2 separate regions of the Homo sapiens genome follow, and region 2 is linked to region 1. Evidence: chromatin loops called from intact Hi-C (ENCODE). Cell type or tissue: natural killer cell. All regions are shown on one strand. Links, peaks and the distances in the headings refer to the core of each region. The heading gives the core; the rest is flanking DNA. Region 1 overlaps ARF3 (ARF GTPase 3). Region 2 holds the start of PRKAG1 (protein kinase AMP-activated non-catalytic subunit gamma 1).

Region 1 (8,244 bases), core at 245-8,244:
AGCCTAGGTGACAGAGACCTTGTCTCAAAAAATAATAAGCCCCTGATCCCTAGCCTCTCCCTACTTTGGACCACTGTGTACACTGCTGCTATCTACAGTTTCAGTCCCATCATCTGCCCACTAAAAAGCCTACCATGGCTTCACATTGCCCACGTGAATAAAATTCCAACTCCTTGACATGACAACTGAAAGCTTGTCATCCAGCCCTAATCTGCTTTTCCAAACTTGGCTTTTATTCCATTAAACTGAATCCCTCTTAGAGACAGGAACCTCATGTTTCTCATTTCTAAATCTTCATTGCTAGTATAGTGTCTGACACATCAATGCTCAGTAAATGTTTGTGAATTGAGCCAAATTCCCTTCCTGCTCATGGACTGTGGTCTGGCATCAGACAAACCTACATCTTCTGTTTCCATCTCTGTGCCTGAACTCATACACTTCTTTTACCTGTCAAGCTCCCTCCAGGCTAAGCTCAAATATCATTTCCTCTGTGAAGTCCTGATTCTCTTAGCTAGGATCTCCAGGCATACACTTGTGGACATTATTATATTTTTCCTTTTGTTGCAGTTATTTGTGTATGCCCCATTCCTCCCTTCCTATCTCCCCCAAAGAGCCAGCTAACTGATGGCAAGGTCAAGGTTGCAATCATGTCTGGAGCTAAGTACTAGCTACACGATAGCCTCCAAATAATAGATTCTAGACAGTATGTTTTACTTTGAAGAAATTATACTATGAAATACTGAGAAGCCATTAAAAGGAGATCTAATTACACTAATATAGAAAATCTCTAAGACAAATGTATATATACCCTAAGTAAAAAAGCAAGTAGCAGAATAACAGATGTGATATGAGCCCATTTATATTTTAACCCCTCCACAAACATGTGTCAGCACATACATTTAAAAAAGGAACTAGAAGGATGCACATCAAATAGCTGAGGATGGTTACGTTTGGGCATGGGAGAGAGAAGAGTAAGGGCAATGTCCCACATGTTGCTCTGTATATTTTTGTATTGTTTGGATCTTTTACAATAGAAATTACTTTGGTTATAATTTTTTTCCTGCTCAGATGTTACTTCTCAGGTTATAAAAATAATTTTTAATATTAAATATTACACGAATAAACAAGATATATAGCAATACAAGGGAATGAGTGGGAGGTGTTAAATGAGTTGTGCTAACAGAGCTAAAGGAGCCAACGTGGGGAAAAACTATAAAAGTCCTTGTAGTTGCAGAGGGCACAGGCAGCTTTGTGGAGGAGGTGAAACTTGAGCTAGATCTTGGAGTGGGATTTTTAAACAAGTGAGAAAGGAGGTGAAGGCAGAGGGCCAGATGTTTGGGAAAAATGAATGGACTGATTTGGCTAAAGTAAGGGATTTGGCCAGAGACTAGAGAGAGGTGGCTGGAGAGGGAATTAAGGGCTAGTTGTAGGCCGGGTGCAGTGGCTCACGCCTGTAATCCCAGCACTTTGGGAGGCCGAGGCGGGCGGATCACGAGGTCAGGATATCGAGACCCATCCTGGCTAACACGGTGAAACCCCGTCTCTACTAAAATTACAAAAAATTAGCCAGGCGTGGTGGCGGGTACCTGTAGTCCCAGCTACTCGGGAGGCTGAGGCAGGAGAATGGCGTGAACCCAGGAGGCGGAGCTTGCAGTGAGCCGAGATCGCGCCACTGCACTCCAGCCTGGGCGACAGAGCGAGACTCCAGCTTAAAAAAAAAAAAAAAAAAAAAAAAAAAAAAGGCTAGTTGTGAAGAACCTTGAATGTCAGACTAAGGCAGTGGGAACACATTGCAAGTTTCTAAGCAAAAGGATGACACAGCATACTGCACTGATGTATCAGCAGACTCGAACAGTGTGGTGAAGGTGGAAGGCTATTGTCTTATCCAGGTCTGAGGCTCTGTTCAGGAACCTGAAGGGGAAGAGGAGTGGAGTAGGAGAAGGTGGTAGTAGAAATGGAAAGGGCAAAACTATTAAACACAATATCCACCCACAGGCAGCACAAGCCCATCTGCACCCTGGAGGGACCAGAGAAGGAGCTTTTTCCTTGGATCAAGTTAGAAGAAATCCAAACAACAGAGAAAGGTGAGATGATTCTTGGAAAGATAGGAGAGTTGGCCCACCCCTGGCTGGAGATACAACTTAATCACAGAACCATTGCTAGAAAAGCCTCCACACTCAAAGGTGTCTCTGTCAGTGTGTAGGAGAAACCCTACCACAGTACCTGGGCTTCCAAGACTCATGGGGCACCCACCATGCCCAGCTTGATTAAAGACAATGGTGTTTATTAATTCATCCATTTGTTCATCAAGGTTGCATGACTATTATGTGCCAAAGAATAAGCAGAACACTGCTCTTTAAATGTTCTTAAGTGTTTATTTATAACAGGTTGTTAATAAAGTAAAAGCCTGAGTTGGCATATATAAATTTGGGTTTAAAATTTGATTTTGGTTGAGACAGGGTCTTGCTGTGTCACCAGTGCGGTGGCGCAAACACAGCTCACTGCAGCCTCAATCTCTCAGGCTCAAGCAATCCTCCTGCCTCAGCCTCCTGAGTAGCTGGGACCACAGGCACGTGCCACCATGCCCAACTAATTAAAAACATTTTTTTTTGGCCGGGCACAATGGCTCATGCCTGTAAATCCAGCACTTTGGGAGGCTGGGGTGGGAGGACTGCTTGAGCCCAGGAGTTTGAAACCAGCTTGGGCAACATAGTGAAATCCCATCTCTATTTTTTTTAAATAAAAGTAAAAATATATATATATATATAATATAAACATATAATTGTATATATATCATATAAACATATATTTATATATATATATATATATATATATATATATATATTTTTTTTTTTTTTTTTTTTTTTTTTTTTCTTATAGAGATGGGGCCTCACCATGTTGCCCAGGTTGATCTCAAACTCCTGGGCTCAAGCTATCCTCCCACCTAAGCCTCCCAAAGTGTTGAGGTTATAGAATTGAGCCACCATGCCTGGCCTGGTGTTGTATTTTCAAGGGTATACATACCCCCAGCTGACTAGATGTTTTCTTTCAGGTATGTTTATGCATATATTCATCCAAGAATGAAGCACTTACTTACTTCCTCCACTCTTCCCCTATGGCTGTTCTAATCAAAGAGGTATCATCCCATAAATGCAAGATTTGGCAAAGACAAGAACAGATTCCCCATCTCCTATCTATAACCTAAGGCCAAGAGTGCCCTTTATTACTATATTCAGAACTCAGAAAGAATTCCTGTGGGTTAGAGCCCCAAGCTAAGCCCTCCAAGCCTTAAAAGTCCTTCTATTCAATTCTGTGCTGGGAGGACCCTGAACGATATATGGGATGGAGGGGTGAAGGTGGAAGTGGGGGGAAGCAGGTGCCAGGCGGACAAGCCCATTCTCAAACCTGCTGCCTCGCCTGGATTGACTGCCAGACAGCTCTCAATATGCCTGGTTTGTGAGGAAGGGTGAGGGAAGGAAGGGTACATGGGTAGAACTGGTCAGCCCTCTGCATAGATAGCCAGGGTTTTGGATTGAGTATCCTCTCTTCTACACCATGTTCAGCTCAGAAGCCGGAAGTGCTCCTCAACTAGAGGCCAGATACTCTCTTCTGCAACTCACAGCCAACATGACACACACAAACAGACACTCATCTTCAAGCCTTGATGGTGAATGGTCTCAACCCAACTTCCTCACATCTACACCTCCAACCACTGCCTTCGGTGGCTTTGCTCCCTTTACCTGACTAAATGATTCCATTTCCTCTGTCCTAACCCTCTTCCCTTTTCTCAGGAATTCAGAGTCATTCTTACCCATACCAGCAATCAGGGTCAGGAAACCCAATCAGAAAGAAAAACTTGAAGAGGAAGGCGGGCATCCGGATCCTATCACTCCCCAGTGACCAGCAAGACACTCTCTCTCCAGGTACTGGGTTGGAAAGTGAGAGAACTGAATTCTGGCTCTCCTACCTTCACACTCTTCAGAACTGGAAAAGAAGCTTTTCTGCCAGGCACGGTGGCTCATGCCTGTAATCCCAGTGCTTTGGGAGGCCAAGGTGGGCGAATCACTTGAGGTCACAAGTTCAAGACCAGCCTGGCCAACATGGTGAAACCCCATCTCTACTAAAAATAGAAAAATCAGCTGGGCATGGTGGCACATACCTGTAGTCCCAGCTACTCGGAGGCTGAGGCAGGAGAATTGCTTGAACCTGAGAGGCAGAGGTTGCAGTGAGCCGAGATCACGCCATTGCACTCCAGCTTGGGCAAGAGTGAGACTCCGTCTCAAAAAAAAAAAAAAAAATTAGCAGGGAGTTGTGGTGTGCACTCATAATCCCAGCAACTCGGAAAAGGCTGAGGCACAAGAATCGCTTGAACCTGGGAGGCAGAGGTTACAGTGAGCCGAGATCACGCCACTGCATTCCGGCCTGGGTGACAGAGACTGTGTCTCAAAAAAAAAAAAAGCTTTTCTTAATAATATTACTGCTGCCCAAAGACATGACTCCCTACACTAAGCAGCAGCAATGGAAGGGGTGTCCCCCAACTCTCACTACCCAACGTGGTATACTACAGATGTCCCAAAAGGATTCCACAGCATCCTAGAAATGGATCCCCAGCCCCCTCCCTGAGTTCAGTGGTTTGACCTACTTTTAGCAGATGCCTAAAAACATCGAATGTACTAAATACATACTTGTCAACTTCCTGCTGTAACCAACCTAGGCGCTTGAACTGGAAGTGGTGTATGCAGTGAATCCCCAGAGCCTTTAGACCTTATACCTCAAGGCTGAGAAACCCACACATACATTCATTCTCTGCCACTGCCCCTATACTCTGCAATGAAGGGGAGGGTTTTGCCCTCCATCCCACCTTAGCCAACCTAAGCCCTTCCACTGGCTTTCTACAGGCTCATTTGGGAAGCTCCCTTGCCCAGATTATCCTGAAGTGGACCCTGGGTCCAAGTCTTCCGCCAGTCCATGACTGATGCTATGCATGTTCTGGAAGATGGGATTGCTGTTTGTCCTAAGAGCTGGGTGCTAAGTATCTACCTCCCAGGTTCAGTCTCCTCTTCATCCCCTATCCCCTCAAAAGAACTGGAAGGCTTCAGCAACTGCCACAAGAGGGCTCCCCTCTACTTCCTTCCTGGCATTCTAAATTGAGTACTAAGGGACAGATGGGAATAGGTCATCCTCTTCCCCAAGTTGTTCAGGGGTCCAAAGACCCCCCAGTGGCCCACCATTCAGCTAAAGTCCTCTCCCTTATCATTATGAGAGGTTGTAGCTCTGAAAGATATCTATTTGCTAATATAGAAATAAAACACCTGGCCGGGCGTGGTGGCTCACGCCTGTAATCCTAGCACTTTGGGAGGCTGAGGTGGGCAGATCACCTGAGGTCAGGAGTTCAAGACCAGTCTCACTAACATGGAGAAACCCATCTCTACTAAAAATACAAAATTAGCCGGGTGTGGTGGCGCATGCCTGTAATCCCAGCTCCTCAGGAGGCTGAAGCAGGAGAATTGCTTGAACCCGGGAGCCCAGGAGGAGAGGCTGTGGTGAGCCGATATCGTGCCATTGCCCTCCAGCCTGGGCAACAAGACCAAATTCCGTCTCAAAAAAAAAAAAAAAAAAAAAGAAGAAGAAGAAAGAAAACACTTGGGAAAGATACTCTTATCAGCACCCTGTCACCAAGCAGAACTTTGGAGAAGCCTGGAAGGAGGAAAGTGTCATCTGATCTTGAGGAGTAGGTGGGTAATGTTCAAAGTCATTGGGATTGATAAGACATGTCTGGTTGGAGTAGTTTGAGAGTTATATATGGGTGGAAGCACTGGTCCTTGAGGGTGATGGCCTATTAATAATAGAAGTGCTGAAAAGGAAAATTGGCAGGGGAGGCAGCAGGGAAGTAACTGAATATAAATTATATGCTTCACACTGGTACTTGGGGCTCTCAAACTTATTATATGCCTAAATCCTATCCCTTTCCCACAAAAGCAGGCTGGGAAGACCTCTGTCCTCAAAGCTTAAGAAAATATTAAGATTGGGGAAGGCTTGCCTGGCTCACCCAGACCTCACCCACCCTAAAGGTAGCACCATCCCTTTCTTTGCCTGGAGCCAGACACTGGTAGCAGGGGAGGAACAGAATAGTGGTGGGAGTGCGATGGGAGGATGGAGGCTTTATGGAAAAGGTCTATTCCTCAAGACATTTGTGGGATCTCTGGATGAGGCTTGGCATCCTGACAATGAAAAACCACACGCCTGAAGTAGAGCTGATGCAGGGCCATCAGTTGTAAGAAGGATTAAGGTCATTACACTGCCCAGACGTTTATCCTTCATGTTTATTCACTGCCAAAGTCCAGAACTAGACTAGTGAGGGGGTCTCTGTTCAAACTAGAAGCACCTCATGTGCAAGGCTGAGGAGATCTGAGAGTAGAGGCACATGGGGCCCTCCAAGTTCAGGGCCCTTCAGCCAGTGAAGTCCATACAGTCTACCAACAGGTGAGAAATACAGCTGATTTCAGGTTTAAACCCTTTAGAACTAGAGGAGGAAAGTCACGAAGCCCTCACACTCTGATGCCCAATTCATTTGGGCTCCCCCGCCGCGGGGTATGATGGGAAGAAATAACCAGTGTGGAGTGGCACTAAGTTCCTCCATAACCTTACTCTCTATCAATCAAGTGTGCCTTTTACCCCTTTGCTGAAAGAAGGAGCACTATGGAGAGAGGGACCAGAAACAGGACTCCCCTCACCATGAAACTACTGTCCCACGGCTGCTGCACAGCAAAGATGAAGGTCGGCTCCAAAGCTGCATAAAACAAGTTTAATTTCCAACCAGGGTCACAGTCATCGCGTTATCCCACATTTTGAGCAAGGATAGAGAAGGTGAGTTATTAAACATATACAGTCTACATTCCAGAGGAGGAACTGCAGTTACCACTATAACACCACAGACAAACTTTGGGGTGGGGGGAGCGGGAGTCCTCAGGAAGCAGAAAGCTGGAATCAGGGAAAGCATAAAATTAAACCTACCAGAGAGGAGAGGAGAGGGAGTGGGCAGAAATGGAATGAAACACCCAATCCCAAAAGAGCTGTTAAGTGAATGGGAATGTAGAAAGGACCACCCCTGCCAAGGGCTTAGCAGCCAGGGATACTACCAAGATCACTTACTGCCCCCTGCTGGACAGATCTGGGGCAGCACCAAGGCAACCTCCTAACATTTCCAGCCCCAGATTGGTCCCTGGAGCCCCCAAAAAAACAAGGTGAGGGGTGAGGCCTGAAGTGAGGAAAACCTATTTAGGACTGACATCTAACTAGAGAAAGTCAGGGAATGAGGCAGGAGAAGAGGCAAAGTCCTCATGAACCACAAAGATAGAGTGGAAAATCCTAAGTAGGAAAAAATACATGGAAAAGGGCAAATGAGCAACAGCAGTGAATGAGTTGAGATTGAAAAGGAAAGAGTTCAAGGAAGGAGAGGCAATGGGGCAAGACAAAATAAATCTGAGGAAACAGAGCAAATAAAAAGTATGGAGGGAAGCATCTGTGGGGCCAGGGAAATGAATACATTTTTAAATGAAATAGAACCTCCAACACCCCCCCCACAACCACCACACACAAACACACCCACACCCATATACACACACACTCACACACACACACAGGCCTAGAGAGCAAGATACCTGCACACACCTGCTGCATCCTGGGTAACACATCACTAAGTAACTGGCACTGAGGGAGATACCCCTGGAACCTCTCTTTCACAGTTCAATCTTGGATGGGGTTACTAATATTGATCCATCTGCTATCAACAAAAGTGGCCAGGAAACCTGGCCCCATGGAGTGGGGCTTGGGACAGCCCTACTGGGAAGGGGTCCCTCAGCCATGCTGTGGGGGGCCCTGGGCCCTGACCTTAGCAGGTTATGGGCAGCTGTCTCGGAGCTCAGGGCGCAGCCAGCACACACAGGAGCCCACAGGACAGCCACGTCTTCACAGAAACTACAGAAGTCAGGACCCAGGCGAGGACCTCAGGAACAAGTGCCCCCTGCAGACAGAGAGACGCAGTAGCAACAGCTTCTGAACAACTACATAATAATGCGGGGAGAATCCTGAAGACCACTGCATCCCACAAGCACTGACAACCACTTCAGGATTTTATTTCCTCCACTCTAACCCCCAGATCCATTTATGAGAAGTGAGTGAGGATGGCAGGGGCATGGAGGGTGAAGGGACAGCAAGGATGGTCTGAGGGCCTGGAAACAATAG
Region 2 (8,309 bases), core at 310-8,309, 84 kb after region 1:
CATGGCTGATAAGGGGTGGAGTAGGCATTCAAACACCTATCTTCTGGTTCCAGAGCTTGTGGTTTGCTTTTGTTTACATCAAAATTTTAATAAATAACATACTTGAAAAAACAAATTTTTAAAAAACTACGTATACCTAACAAAATAATTTCTTATAACTGATGAAGAGTTTGGTTGGGTTTATCTTGGCAGTGTTCATTTTTGTAAATTTTTTTGTTTGTTTTGTTTTGAGGCAGAGTCTTGCTCTGTTGCCCAGGCTGGAGTGCAGTGGCGTGATCTTGGCTCACTGCAACTGCCTCCTCCTGGGTTCAAGCAATTCCCGTGCCTCAGCCTCCTGAGAGCTGGAATTACAGGCGTGCACCACCACACCCACCTAATTTTCATATTTATAACAGAGATGGGGTTTTACCATGTTGGCCAGGCTGGTCTCAAACTCCTGACCTCAACTGATCTGCCCGCCTCAGCCTCACAAAGTGCTGGGATTACAGGCATGAGCCACCACGCCCGGCCATTTTTATAAAATTTTTGAATGTATTTACTCCATTCTGATGAAATTCTACCTCTCTGGAATCACAGAAGAGAAGAAACCAATACTGCTACAATATTGTGCCTTCCAGAAATGCTTCTATCCACTTCTGAGCTGAACGAGCATTATCTGCAAAGCTCATGTTCTTGTACACTATACTGCCTAATGAAACACTAGGTCCTAAAAGCTAAGACTAAAGATCTGAGCTTAGGGCTAACCCCTACAAGATTCTCACAGATCTACTTTATTAAAACATGGAAGCCAGAGAGACAGCATTGTCTTCCCCAAACACAGACACTCACTAGGCATAGTTGTAGGCACTAGAACCACAGACACTGGTTCCACCATTGTCTAGCTCCATGGCAGAGAGAGAGCCACAACTGGGGAGGATCCCAGTAGCTGACTGTCAGCCAGTCAAAACCTGAATGACTGAGAGGTGGATAAGGAACACGAATGTACTGAAACTGGGAACTTGAGTCCACTCAGCACCCTTGTGAGTCAAAGGCTGCTATAGCCAGGGGATGCTGGTTTTCCAAGTTTCCCTTCCCAAGATAGTCTGAGATTAGAGAGTGCTTTGACTAGACAAAACTTAGAACCATTTCTGTGCTCCCTCAAGTGGGAACATTTGGAAATGCCATTGTTATTTAGGAACCCAGAAGGGATCACAACAATTTTCATCTGCTAGCATCAACAGTCTTGGCTCCATTTTCTCTGGGTGATATCTCCAAAATAAAACCATACTTCATCCCCATAGCTTCTGTAGTAACATGACATTAAAAACTTCAACCTGGGAGGTTGGCTGACAAACTTCCTAAACCAGGGAAGTTTAAGACAGCCCTAAACTTTTCTCCCTTAATGGGCTAGGGGAGAGTGCAGGGAGTAAGGGGGATAATCTCCCTCTTCCCACTGGACTGCATAAGACTGTCAGCTTGGCCTGCCATTTTGGCAAGACTATCAGAACAACAGCCTCATCACTTATAAGTGGGAGAGAGGGCTGTGATAAAGATAGACACATGATATATCAGAGTCTCACAAAGATCTACACAAAGGCACAAAAACAGCTACTTCTGTAGAATTTACCCATCATATGATATATACTGTACTGTGCTACAGTTATTTTGTTCATTATCTATCCAAACAGATTATAAATTCCTGGAAACCTAGAACTATCTTATACTTTGTATCTCCCATACCACCAAGCACAGGGTTTTGCATATAATTCACAGTTGTTTTGTTTTTTAATTCTCAAAGAATGATGCACACTGATATGAACAGATATGCCCAAGACTAAGTTACAGAGGGAGGAAAGAAACATAGAGCTAACTAGAGATACAGATACCAACATAAGAGAGTCAAACACAACTGCATATGTGACTTTTTTTTTGGGCGGGTGGGCAGAGTCTCGCTGTGTCTCCCAGGCTGGAGTGCAGTGATGCGATCTTGGCTCACTGTAATCTCCGCCTCCGGGGTTCAAGCGATTCTCCTGCCTCAGCCTCCCAAGTAGCTGGGACTACAGATGCCTGCCACCACGCCCAGCTAAGTTTTTTTTTGTATTTTTAGTAGAGACGGGGTTTCACTATGTTGGCCAGGCTGGTCTTAAACTCCTGACCTCGTGATCCACCCGCCTCGGCCTCCCAAAGTGCTGGGATTACAGGTATGCGCCACCGAGCCTGGCCGTGACTTTTAACTTTCTGCCTGTTTCACCATATCAGAGGGGGGATTATGTAATTACATCTACTCCTTTCTACCTTTTTTTTTTTTTTTGAGACAGGGTGTCACTCTGTCATTCAGGCTGGAGTGCAGCGGCATGATCACAGATCACTGCATCTTCAACTTCCCCAGCTTCTCCGACTTCTGCCTCCCGGGCTGCTGGGACTACAGGAACATACCACCAGGCCCAGCTACTTTTTGTATTTTTTTGTAGAGATGGGGTCTCGCTATGTTGACCAGGCTAGTCTTGAGCTCCTGGGCTCAAGCGATCCGGCCACCTTGGCCTCCCAAAATTCTGGGATTACAGGCAAGAGCCACTGCTCCTGGCCTCCTTTCTACTTTTAATAACATAAGGGACCTGAGAAAGTACCACTGTACCACGCAAGTACAAAATATTACAGAGACACAGTCTACATCTGACAAATAGACTCGCAATTTCTTCCAAACTTCTGATCTACATTTCCAATTATTTGTTTGACAACCATAGATGTCACAGAGACTCCTCAAATGCTTGAATACGAAACAAAACATTTGTCCCTCCAATCCTATTATTCTCGCTGTGGTTCCCATCTTGTTTTTTTGTTTTGCACAGCTGTCTTCTTAACACTTATCAGCTAAGCTGGTATGTTAGAAATGTCTCAGATCCATCTCTCTCATTGCCAATATCACAGCCTTAATTTAGGCTTTTACCTCTCACCTCTGCAACGTTGTTTAAACTGGGGTCCTTGGCCCAAATCTATCTGTTCTTCAATTTATCTTTCATGCTTTCACCAAGTTTGTTCACCAAAGCATCTCAGATTTGGAAGGGACTTTCATCCCCATTAACAAGAAACTTTACTTTTCGAAGTAGCTCAGTCCATGTACAGAAAGCTGCTATGAACATTCCTAAAGGACATTCACTGACTTGCTCATAAATCTTCCATGGGTCCCCTATTACAAAACAAAGTTCAAATTTAGCATGGTGTGTAATACCTTCAACCTGATCTTAGCCTGCTTTTCCAGTCTTTTCTCCCACTGTGACCAAAATCCAAAGCCAGCAACATCATGCCGCTGGCTCACCCCCAGTTCTCTACATACCCCAATTTCAGTGCCCTTGCTCACACTGTTCTCTCAATTTGCAGTGCCCTCTCCTAGGTCCAAAGTAATTTTTCTCTCAGCTATTCTGTCACAGTCCTCTGTTTTCATATTGATGACAGCATTTATTATAGTCTACCTTTAAATAACAGCTGTTGCTGGCTTGCCCTCACCATCACTCCAGTTAGGCTGAACATTTTCAAAGCAGGAGTTTTCTTTCTTTTCTTTTTTTTTGGAGACAGGATCTCACTGTGTCACTCAGACTGGAGTGCAGTGGCATGATCTCAGCTCACTCCAGCCTCCACCTCTTTGGATCAAGCGATCCTCCCACCTGAGCCTCCCGAGTAGCTGGGACTACAGGCACACACCACCACCACCACGCCTGGGTAATTTTTGTATTTTTGTTTCTGTCGAGACAGGCTTTCATCATGTTGCCCAGGCTGATGCTGAACTCCTGAGCTCAAGCAATCCACTTGCCTTGGCCTCCCAAAGTACTGGCATTACAGGCGTGAGCCACCACACCTGGCTGAGTTTTCTTTTTCCTCTTTTTAACTTCTACCCCAGAGCCTAATCCAGTACATAAAGTGTAAAGGCTAAATTAGAAAATCTATATAAAAATGCTTTGTAAACCATAATACATTTACAAGTAAGTAGAATATGACATGTCATTTTAAATTTAATGGAATTAGACTCCTTATTTTTGTTTAAGATTATCCTGATTAGTCAGAATTGGCTCCCTTGCCTGGGAGACCAACTGCGAATCATTTTAGTACTTTGGTCGGTTTTCTTTTTGAAAACCTGAAAGAAACAACCTCTCTGTGAGCAGAGAAACGGTGTGGCAAAGAATTACTCTGGGCATGTAATCCAAAGCAAAGTGAACCTGCAGTCCTTTCGTAACTACAGTAGCAGATGATAAAAACCAAGATGGAAAGAGTTACTCTGCCTGAAAGAAGACACATGGTTAAAAACTGTGGAGAGGGAAGTGTATGGGAGGGGTTACAGAGCGCTAGAAAAAGACTCCTGAGAGTGAGGGTGGGTGCAAACATGTAGCAGGCAACCCGCAGCATCTGTGGGAGGGTGACAGGGCCCTGCCACAATTGGTCAATGCCTGCTCGCCAAGAATGAGCTATGCCAAAACCCCTGCTTAGAGTCGCAGAGCGGGCCATGACCTAAAATTGTCCAGGGACACATCGGCCTCTAACACTGCAAGATTTCCTCTTTCAAGCAAACCTCAATTCTCGGTCTTATTAAGGGAATGTGACTTCACTGGACGCAGTATAAAGATCTTCAGATGTCCTCCTGCCGGGGATTGCAGGGATCACAGAAAGACCATCGAGGTCCAGGAGCTACCTGCAAGCGGAGATCCCTCTGGACGCCCCGTGCCTCACCCAGCAAAGCCGGCTCACAACCCTGCGCTCTCAAACCTCTAAAAGGGCTTGAGGTGCCAATAGGAAAGGAGGCCCGAGATTGCCACGGCATACGTGGGCCCCAAGGAGGGAGCCAGGAGTCACTGCCTGCTTGGGCTAAGGGTACCGCGTACGGAAAGGCGGCGGGGACGCGGCCCAGTTCCAGGAGATGCGCCCAACGAAGAAGCGGAGGAACAGGGTCACGGGATAGGGCAGACACCCGGCTGCTTTTTGTTTGCTAGACACCAGCGCCAGCCCCTGCCCGGCCCTCCCGGTCTCCTAAGGGTTGGGGGGGTGTCTTAGGCTCCACAGCGCCCCCGACCGCCCTCCTGCACTCCTCACCGTCTCCATTGCAAGAGGCGCCCGGCTTGGTTTCCTCGCTTTAGGAAACTCTCTTGGGGCAGGCCCCGCCCCACATCCGGTGCGGCGACGCCACTTCCGCCCACGTCATGGCAGTCGCCAGACTGGGGCGGAAGGCAAGGAACCCACCCTTCCGGCGGTGGCGGGCCTCGGTAACCGCCCTCCCCCGGGTCCTCGCGGACCGCACGGATCCGGCTGACGGCGAGGGTCATGGGACGGAGCCGCTTGTATTTAAAATGTTCTTTTTTTATTTGTCGTTTAAAAACAAACTTGGAAGAAGCAAAATCCAAAACTTGCCCTTTGCCTCTCGCAACATAAATATGTACAGTTCAGAATGATCGCTGATACAAAACATGCCAAGGACAGGGGCGCTGAGGGTGGAGGGAGAGAGGGCGCTTTAAAAAAGGGAACCATTTCATCCGTTGTTACGAAGGACCAACCTTGCTGTACAGGATACACACAACACAAAATAAAGTCTTCACGGGATTCACACTTGTCAGCGATTTATTTTTTAAAAAGGGGGAGGGTCCTGGAGGTGAGGGGAGAAGACTGTAAAGGGGAAAACTGAAAACTGAGTATGTGCGAGTGTAAACCAACCCAAAATACAAACACGGGGGCGGGGGGTGGGGTGGGGGATTCTGATGCAATTATACAGGCAGGGTACTTAAAAAAAAAACCAACCAAAATTCCAACCTTGTAGCTTGGGTCTGAGTTATAGTTTATATAAAAATTAAAAACTGTATAAGGTTTCTTCACTAAATTCTACAGGACTATCGGATACCTAGCATATGCTTACAAAGTCTGCCCCATCCCCTTTTCCCAATCCCAGGGCCCAAGCCCCAAACACAGCCTGACTCACGGGAGCCAATCTCCCCCTCCCTGTAGCCTAGACCTTCTGCTCTCGGAAAAGGAACATCCAAGGGCTGTGGCTTTGAGGGCAGCAGCCCAGTCTTCCTACTGTCTGATTTAATTACAGCGGTTCCTGTGGGAGTGGGGGCTGTTATTCTCTTAAACATTTGCAGCTTGAAACAGTTGAGGAAGCAGCTTTAAAAAAAAAAAATCTCCCTACCCCCAACAATCCACAACCCCCCAAATTCAAAACAAAACAAAAACAAACCTAAAATCACAACAGCGACCAAGCTCCCCCTCCAGCAGGCCCGCCCGTCCACCACCACCAAGCCCACCCCTACACTCCAGACATCTGATTCTTGAAAATATTAATTACAAAATGCCCTTTGCCCACAGCCCCTAGAAGAGAACTGCATATAAGCTTCATCTTCATCCCCACGGTTCCCTACCAGAGAGGGGTTTGGGGCCTCACCCACCCCTTACCTACTCCCACCCCCAGGAAGAGGTTCAACTGCAGCACAAGCTTGGGCAGAAAGGGGAAGGAAAGGGAGGCAAGGAACCCATCACCCTCTGGCTCCCCCTGGGGTCAGCTCTCTTTTGTGCGTTATAACATAGTCCAACTATACAACAGGGGGTGGGAATTGCCCAGCCTCTATACCCCCATCTTACAGCAGTCACAGCCAGGGGGTGGGGAGTGGGGTGGGGGGTGAGGAAAAGGGCGGTAGGTCGGGTAATGGAGGGGGCCCCCCCACAAGGGGAGCTCCATGTGTCCGCCCCACACCCCCCTACCATTTATAAACTGGTTTTGTAAAAAGAAAATAGATATATTTATATAGAATATATAAAGCACAAAAATTAGTAGTTTTACATTTGCTCTCCCCGGGGGGTGGGGGGAGAGGGGAGGGTTCTCACCTCCAGCCGGCTCCCCCATGCCCCACAAGACTATGTACAATCCCATGTATAAATAGATAAATACCCCCCACCCTCCCCGCGCTGACACTAAGCTCCCCCACCCCCACATCACCACCCCTTCCCACCAGACCAGCAGCAGTTTGGTGACTGAGGGAAAGTGGGAGCTCCGGGCCACACCCTGCCTCACTAGGTATGGGCATGCCACTCAGGGATAGCCCTCACCCTACCCCCCACCCAACCCGTCCAGGGGCTGGAGGGCAAACAGGCTCATGATGAGGTTGGGAAAACAGGAGGGAGATATCCTGGTCCTAGGTTTAGCTCCCTCCTGCCCCCATGTCCAGATGGAGAAGGAAGTCCTAGAGCAACTAGGGGCCAGTCATCCCCAATCTTCATCATCATTTGCCTCAACCACCATCCCATGCCCATAATTAAAAACAAAGATGGATTTTTTGTTGTTGTTTTTCTTCCTCCTCCTACCCCCCTTCCACCCACTCAGAAGAGGGCAGTGAGGTGGGGGAGAGGGTTGGGGCAGTAGGGGGCTTGGAGAGGGTCTCACATTTCAAAACAGCAAAAAATCCAACACTTAAATGAGGTAGGTGTGGGTGCGGGGTCTCCTTGCCCGGCTTGCCCAGCTTGCCCTCCTAGGCAGCTGGGCGCCTCTTTCCCGTTCATGTTGCATTTGTCAGAGTGGAAAACAAGGAAACACAACCCATAGAGAGACAGAAACACAGAGGAAAAGAGGGAAACAGAGACAGATCAAGAGGGAGGGGGATGGGGGTGAGGGTGGGGGCAGGACCCGGCAGGCAGGGCCAGGTGTGGGACCCGGCCTTTGGGATTGTCAAGCTTAGTCAAGTCTCTTTGCAGCCGTGAGTTGGGCCGGAGAGGTCAGTGGGAGCAGCAGGGCTGTGAGGCCCGGCCACACATCCTCTTCCCCCACCCTGCTGCCTCCCAGATGCTTCTGGGTAGTTCCCGGCCCATATCCCCCTCAAACCTGAGATGCCCAATGGCTGCTTCTGTCTGGCCCCTCCTGGAGCTGGGGGCAGAGATGCCAGCCTGAGGGCCGGTGGTGGGGAAGAGGATTGTCCCTGGTGCCCAGGGTGGGCTTGGCCTAGGGCCCTCTGCCCCAGCCTCCTGCTCCAGGGGCTCCGGGTCAGCCGGCAGCCCCAACCCTGGGTCCTGGCTCTGGCTGCTACCTCTCTTCCCCCTCATCCCTTTCAGGGAAGAGGTTGTGGGTAGGGGGACTCCCCTGCCTGGTAGCCTCAAAGCTTCTTAGTTCATCCATTTCCGACAATTCCAGGCTCCACAGTGGCAGGGGATCTTGTGCTGATCGTCCTCAAAATCAAACTGATAGTCATAGGTTAGCTGAAAAGAGAAGAGGGCAGAATCAATGCTAGTCCCCCACAGGAAGAGGGGAGGCCAGAGAAGATATGATCTGAGGTGCCCAGCCTAGGAATCCACATTTAGGGAATGGC

Evidence for each region. Peaks named below come from ENCODE experiments on the same cell type or tissue, not always from the same donor. Only the 100,000 strongest peaks of a DNase experiment are listed, where the experiment ranks them.
Region 2: it touches region 1 in a loop (8-fold over the local background); 5 of 110 quality-filtered maps call a loop at or near these places.

Annotation. Positions count from the first base shown.
Region 1 is chr12:48,929,418-48,937,661 of GRCh38, forward strand. ARF3 (ARF GTPase 3) reads right to left here. Exons shown (of 5, transcript NM_001659.3): 5 at 6,306-8,244. It also overlaps a transcript of FKBP11 not described here. Among named protein-coding and RNA genes, the nearest start is that of FKBP11, 8.0 kb to the left of the region's middle. RefSeq lists a silencer at 7,072-7,261. In natural killer cell, for the core only: CTCF peaks have their summits at 5,173, 7,158 (motif pointing left) and 7,367; DNase peaks (open chromatin) are centred at 3,674, 4,714, 5,104 and 7,154; H3K4me3 peaks cover 1,570 bases; H3K27ac peaks cover 3,674 bases.
Region 2 is chr12:49,013,674-49,021,982 of GRCh38, forward strand. PRKAG1 (protein kinase AMP-activated non-catalytic subunit gamma 1) reads right to left here and starts at 5,103. Exons shown (of 12, transcript NM_002733.5): 1 at 5,059-5,103. The coding sequence starts at 5,067. It overlaps KMT2D (lysine methyltransferase 2D), which reads right to left. Exons shown (of 55, transcript NM_003482.4): 55 at 5,305-8,199. The coding sequence ends at 8,107. DDN-AS1 (DDN and PRKAG1 antisense RNA 1) reads left to right here. Exons shown (of 2, transcript NR_147179.1): 2 at 4,563-5,567. RefSeq lists a silencer at 933-1,227 and enhancers at 4,144-4,734, 5,307-5,506. In natural killer cell, for the core only: a CTCF peak has its summit at 4,958; DNase peaks (open chromatin) are centred at 5,138, 5,968 and 6,498; H3K4me3 peaks cover 1,531 bases; H3K27ac peaks cover 3,121 bases.